Linked DNA regions of Mus musculus: region 2 is linked to region 1. A link is a loop called in an ENCODE intact Hi-C map of the cell type or tissue named here. Cell type or tissue: left cerebral cortex. All regions are shown on one strand. Each heading gives the region's core, and the rest is flanking DNA. Links, peaks and the distances in the headings are about the cores only. Region 1 has its middle 83 kb from the start of Glt1d1. Region 2 overlaps Tmem132d (transmembrane protein 132D).

Region 1 (2,922 bases), core at 129-2,628:
ACACACACACACACACACACAGGTGAGGGGGTAGGTAAGTTGCATGGTATAAGGACCATAGCCTGTTGACAATATCATGGCAGGAATTCTTATTAATGAGTGTTAAAGAAAAGACTAGGATTCCTCTCTGGACAGGCCTCATAAGCTATCTTACCATGTTATCGTGTCTGTACAAACATCTGTTTGTATCTGGGTGCAGCATAATACACCACCATTGACTTGGGTACTTTCTGCATATGTGTAAACCTCATACCTGTGGAAAATTGACACTCACAAGTTTTCTGCAGTAGAGAGCTGAGGTAGGCAGCACCCATTCTGATATCAGAGTCAATTTCTATCTTTTAAATTATTTTTATTTATGTGTATGTATGTGAGTATGTGCATGTGTGTGCATTGCCTGTTGAGACCAGAAGAAGGTGTCAGATTACCCGGAGCTGGGGTTCCTGGTAGCTGTGTGTGCCCAGTGTGGGAGCTGGTAACTCAACTCAGGCCTTTTGAGAAAGTAGCACACGTTCTTAATCACTGAGTGGAGCTGTCTTCTCCAGGCAGGCCCTAGAGTCAAGTTCTGGACTGGGGATTTCAGAAGCTTTTGAATGTCAGTAAAAAGTTGCTATTCTGAACACCAAAGGCTGAATCCTAAAGTAGGGCTTTTGGGGAAGAAAGGTTCTGGCCTTCAGTGCAAGGTCTGAATGTGTCTCAGAAACTGTCTGGAAGGCCTCAGGCATATCTGTGTTTTAATTGTCAGACTGGAGATAAGAGAAACTGAAAGAGAGAGAGAGAGAGAGAGAGAGAGAGAGAGAGAGTTACAAGACAGAGAGTATTCTCTTTCTCACATGAAAAGGTGGCTGGAGAAATGCACTCACACAGACTACATTCAAATTGTCCTTGCTCAAGGTAATTTAAAAACAAACCCGACAAGTTTGTAAATGGGGGGGGGGCTTTTCTGAATTTTTCATTAGGGAAAAGTTCACCGCCAAAGCAGGCTCTTACCCCCATGTGCAGATCAGAGGCAGGATCCTGTGGTCCCGCCCTGCTTCTCTTTATCACTGTGTACATGCAGGCTGTGCATGTGCACAGTGATAAAGAGGTCTGTGGACCTGTTGACCCACTGCCACGCTGGGGGATTTGTCCCACCCACTACCCCCAATCCAAAGGGTGAATAATATGTCACGCATACACTTCCAAATGCTTGGGGCTGAAGAGACAGGTCAGCGGTTAAGAATGTATACTACTCTTGCAGAGCACCCCAGTTTGATTCCCAGCATCCACATGAGGTGGTTCCCAGCCTTCTTTAACTCCAGCTCCAGAGTACCTGGCGCCCTCTAGTGGTCTCCAGGGGCACCTGTACTCACATACACACATAGAGATACATTAAAAACAAAACAAAACAACAAAAACAAATCTTTAAGCTTTCCAAGTGCTATCAACATTGTTTTATAAATGAGATCACTGGAGATTTTACCTCACAGGTGAATGAGGAAGCCGGTGGCAAACACAGCAAATTTAAATACAGGTTCAAGACACGAATGTCCCGGGAGTTGTCACTCTCCTATTGCTGGTGGAGACACCAACTTATATAGGAAGAGGTCACTGGGGTTGGTAGGTTGAGAGGGTTAGAGTCCATCACCAGCATGCCAACAGACAGACAGACATGGTGCTGGAGCAGTGGCTGAAAGTGCACAGGGCCAGGCATGGTTGTGTGTGTGTGTGTGTGTGTGTGTGTGTGTGTGTGTTGTACAAACCTTTAATCCCAGGGCTCAAGAGGCAGAGACAGAATAACTTTGTCTCTCCACAATGAGTTCTAGGACAGCTGGGCCTACATAGTAAGCATTCTGAGACCCTATCTCTAAACAAACAAGCAAACAAACCAAATTTGGCAGTTACTATAGGTCTCATGTCTTGGTTCCACACAACACCACCATCTTTATCTTTAAAATAATTTACCTTTGTTGTTTTTACCAGTGTGGGCTGGGTTGTGGTGAGAGAGGCTAGCTAGCGGGTATGCTCAACCTCTGGGCTGCACCGAGATACATAAAGGATGGATATCAGTGTGGTAGAACACAAAAATCACAAAGTTACTTAAAATATTTTGAGATTTTTTTTTCCCCCTGTGATTTGATTGTGAGGTTCTTGGGTATGATTTTTATAGATGCCAGTGTTATGTGGAAGTGTCAGAGGTTGGACATAACTTGTTGTAACTCAGCTGGGACAAGCTAGATTGTGCTAGGTGTGAAGTGCGCTAGCACGACCCAGACAGGTCACAGGTGACAGCTTGCCACTTGAGTTAATCAAGCATGGAGCTTGGTGAACCACACCAGGTCTCTAGGCTCTGTGACAGCCAGCAATTCAGCCACCTCTTACACCTTTCTCAGCCTTGGTTAGGCTTTTGTGCCTGTGGCCACACAAGGTCTGAGACTTTTCAACAATGAGTTCTTGGTTACCGGCAAAGAATGCTAATTGCACATGGACGCCAAATATCTATATCTATTTTCTTCCTCCTCCTCCTCCTCCTCCTCCTCCTCCTCCTCCTCCTCCTCCTCCTCCTCCCCTTCTCCTCCTCCTCCTCCTCCTCCTCCTCCTCCTTCTTCTTTTTTCAACAGAGTATGGCTTTACTCAGGGAGGCAATCTGCCTAAATGACAATACCGTGTATCTCCAGTCTGAGTATGTGGGGTGTGACCTAGAAATTCTGAATAGAATCATCTAAATGACACGATGAGAAACAGGAGCCACTCTGTCTTGCCGTGCAGAATTCAGGTGTGATGGCTGGTAGTCCAGCAGCCATCTTGCAGACATTAGGGTAGAGAGAGGTGACATGTGGATGTTTTCACAGATAGGTGATTTAGCGGTGCATTTCTGTGGCTGCTATAACCTTTCTGTTTCCAAGGAACATAAATCTGTTCTCATGTATTTTTATTTTTTAG
Region 2 (2,922 bases), core at 160-2,659, 80 kb after region 1:
GCTCTTGACCAAGAGCAACTTGGGGAGGCAGGGTTTTTTTTTTTTTTTTTTTTTTTTTGGCTTACACTTCTCAGTCAGAATCCATCATTGAGGGAAGCTGGGGCAGGAACTCAAGTGAGAACTTGAAGAGAAGGTCCATGCTGTCTGCTGGCTTTCTGACTCATGCTTAGCTAGCTCTCTTATCTAGCCCATGACCACTTGTGTCATGCTACCAAGAGTGAGCAATTAATAATTAAGACAATTCCCTACAATCACATAGATCAACCCAATCCAGGCAATTCCTCAATAGAGATTTTCCACTCTGATGATTCTTGGCTGTGTCAAGTTAACAATCAGGGCCAACCAGGACATACAGTAATATGTGGCTAATATGCCTGGGTTGTCACCCAAAAGAGACAAGCATTTATCACAAGGTTAGTGAGATACTATAATCAAGACAGACAGGAACAGGTGGCTCCAAATGGACAGATGTTGGCTGTTCCTTCTCTGATATCTTGTATACACTGGTCCATTCCCACTATCAACTCAACTTCCATTCACATGTTGACTGTCCACTTCTGAGGGAGCCCATCAGCTATGGTGGCATCTGAGACTACCATTTACCAGACCTGGCTAGGTATTTGCCAACTACATCATCATCATCATCACCACCACCACCACCACCACCCACTCCATCATCTATCCCAGCTCCTGGCAAGCCAGTTTTCCAAAGAAATATCTCTAAGGACTATCTTCCCACTGTCTGCTGCATCCACCACCTTTGTCCTCCAGCTATAGCCTCTTCCAGAGGTCACAGGACTAGAGGGGTGAACTTCAAAGGTGAAGAATAACAAGGTCCTCTGGAGTGACAACTGATTCTCGCCTCTGCTATGCACCCATAGCCCACAGGAGTCTCTCCTTATGTGACAGGACTCATGCTTACCCTGACACTTGAAATGTCTCCAGTGTATGACTATGTGCACAGGCATCCCTGCAGTGACATTCAGAAAGCAGAGCCTGAGCATTGTGACTCTACCTCTCCATCCTCATCTGGCCTTCTGATGGATGATGGGAGGCTAACTTCTCTACCAAGCTACACCCCATGGTATGACAGGTACGCTATGGCAGACAAGCTTCAGACTTCTCACCAGGGCCAAAAACTCTGATCTGCTCTGGCTTATGGAATGACATCTGTTACTTGCTTCTTCCTAAAGTCAGTTCTCTTCTTAGCCCGAGTCTCATCCACATGACTTCCTCCCCGCCCCCAAGTTCATCTTTCTGTAGGTGGTGCTTGTGGCTGGAGTCCAGTTGCCTACAAGGCAGAGTCTAGGCACTTGGTCACAGTAAATCACCATGTGAACCCTTGTATCTACTCTTACCTGAAGCTAGCCATCTGTCTGCTTCCCTCCTCAAGTTTAACCATAGTGGACATGACTTTCTGCTATGGATGCTCAATGTACAACACACGTATGCATGCATGCACACACTCAAGCACTCTCACATGTACATGTTTATATACACCTACCTTTTGTTGGAGACAATGGGGACCCGCCAGCCCTTGATCTGGTTCAACTCCATGTCTGAGACCTCAATCTGCAGAGGTAGCCGTGGTACCCACACTGTCATCTCCAGGGGGCTGCTCAGGTGCTGGTAGGTGAAGCTGACTACCACGTTCACCTTGCCCTTCATTTCTTTCCCATTGACAAAGACATAGTCACATCTGTCAGAAACCTGGTGGGGAGGAGGGAGAGAAGCAGGGCAGGGGGAGGTGAACTTCATTGCAGTCCACAGACCAGGGAATAGGGTAGTGCCATATTTGGGATTCATCATTGTGAGGCAGAGCAGGCACAGGCAGTCTCTTTGAATGAAGAGCTATCAGAGCAGATCCTGCTGGTGTGACTAAGGTTCTTTGATCCACTGGAGTGGTAAGTAGAGTTGTATATGTTTATTTATTTGATTATTTATTTACTTTTCTCTTTGTGTCTGTGTGTGCACATTTGTAAGCATGTGTGTGTATGTGTGTGTGTGTGTGTATATATATATATATATATATATATATATATATATGCATGAGGAACACAAAAGTGGATGTCAAAAATCTGTCCTTCATCCATTGCTCACCTTATCCATCAAGGTAGAGTTGCTTAGTCAAATTCAGAGCTCATCTAAATGGCTAATCACACCCGGCAGTTTGTTCTTTGTGTCGGCCCTCCAAGGCTAAAATCACAGACAGGCTGCCATGCTCACCTGGTATTTATGTGGGTTTTGGAGATCCAAACCCAGGTCCTCACACTCTCAAGGTGAGCACTTTTAACTCCTGAGCTATCTCGCTAGCCTCAAAGTGAAGGCTCTTGATTGATGGGGATTAGCCTTAAATGTTTGGGTTGGTTTTGGCTCTGTTCTAGATGTCCTTTTGAGAAGGCTACTGGTAATTTAGGGGAAGGGAGCAGACACTGTGGCCATGGGGGTAGGAGGCTGTGCTATGAGTGTGGAGATCAGGGAGAGTAAGGAATGAGACAAGTCTGATTGGAAGCCAAACAATACCAGACAGATTCCTGATTCCTGATCCCTAGTCTTCAGAACTACAGGGGGAATAAATGCACTCTTCCAAGAGCCAGCTGGTTTGTGGTTCACTGGCTCTAGTAGAGAGTAGACCCAGGGTAGAATGCGAAGATGGATTCTGGGATGAGAATGGGTCCCCTCACTTGTGCTTTGCTTGACAGCACAGGGAGAGGAAGCAGGTGTGAGGAATTCACTAATCACTGGCTATGATACAGGTCAGGGATAGATGCTGAGCTCGCCCAGTATCAGCTCAGCATCAGGACCACACAGGAGGCAGGTAAGATTGTCAGCAGCACTTCACATATGACAAACCCAAGAACAAAGGACACCGATGACACCCCCCCCCCCAGGGCCATGTTGAAGAGTAAGGGGCTTTGATAA

Evidence for each region. A loop is a pair of places that touch in the nucleus more often than their neighbours do. Peaks named below come from ENCODE experiments on the same cell type or tissue, not always from the same donor. Only the 100,000 strongest peaks of a DNase experiment are listed, where the experiment ranks them.
Region 2: a loop joins it to region 1, with 2.0 times the contacts of the local background. A loop is called at or near these places in 2 of 42 quality-filtered maps.

Annotation. Positions count from the first base shown.
Region 1 is chr5:127,714,240-127,717,161 of GRCm38, forward strand. No RefSeq gene overlaps it. Among named protein-coding and RNA genes, the nearest start is that of Glt1d1, 83 kb to the left of the region's middle. In left cerebral cortex, for the core only: a CTCF peak has its summit at 1,317 (motif pointing left); no DNase peak of the experiment used is centred there.
Region 2 is chr5:127,794,394-127,797,315 of GRCm38, forward strand. It overlaps Tmem132d (transmembrane protein 132D), which reads right to left. Exons shown (of 9, transcript NM_172885.2): 6 at 1,505-1,710. Among named protein-coding and RNA genes, the nearest start is that of Glt1d1, 160 kb to the left of the region's middle. In left cerebral cortex, for the core only: no CTCF peak of the experiment used is centred there; a DNase peak (open chromatin) is centred at 1,225.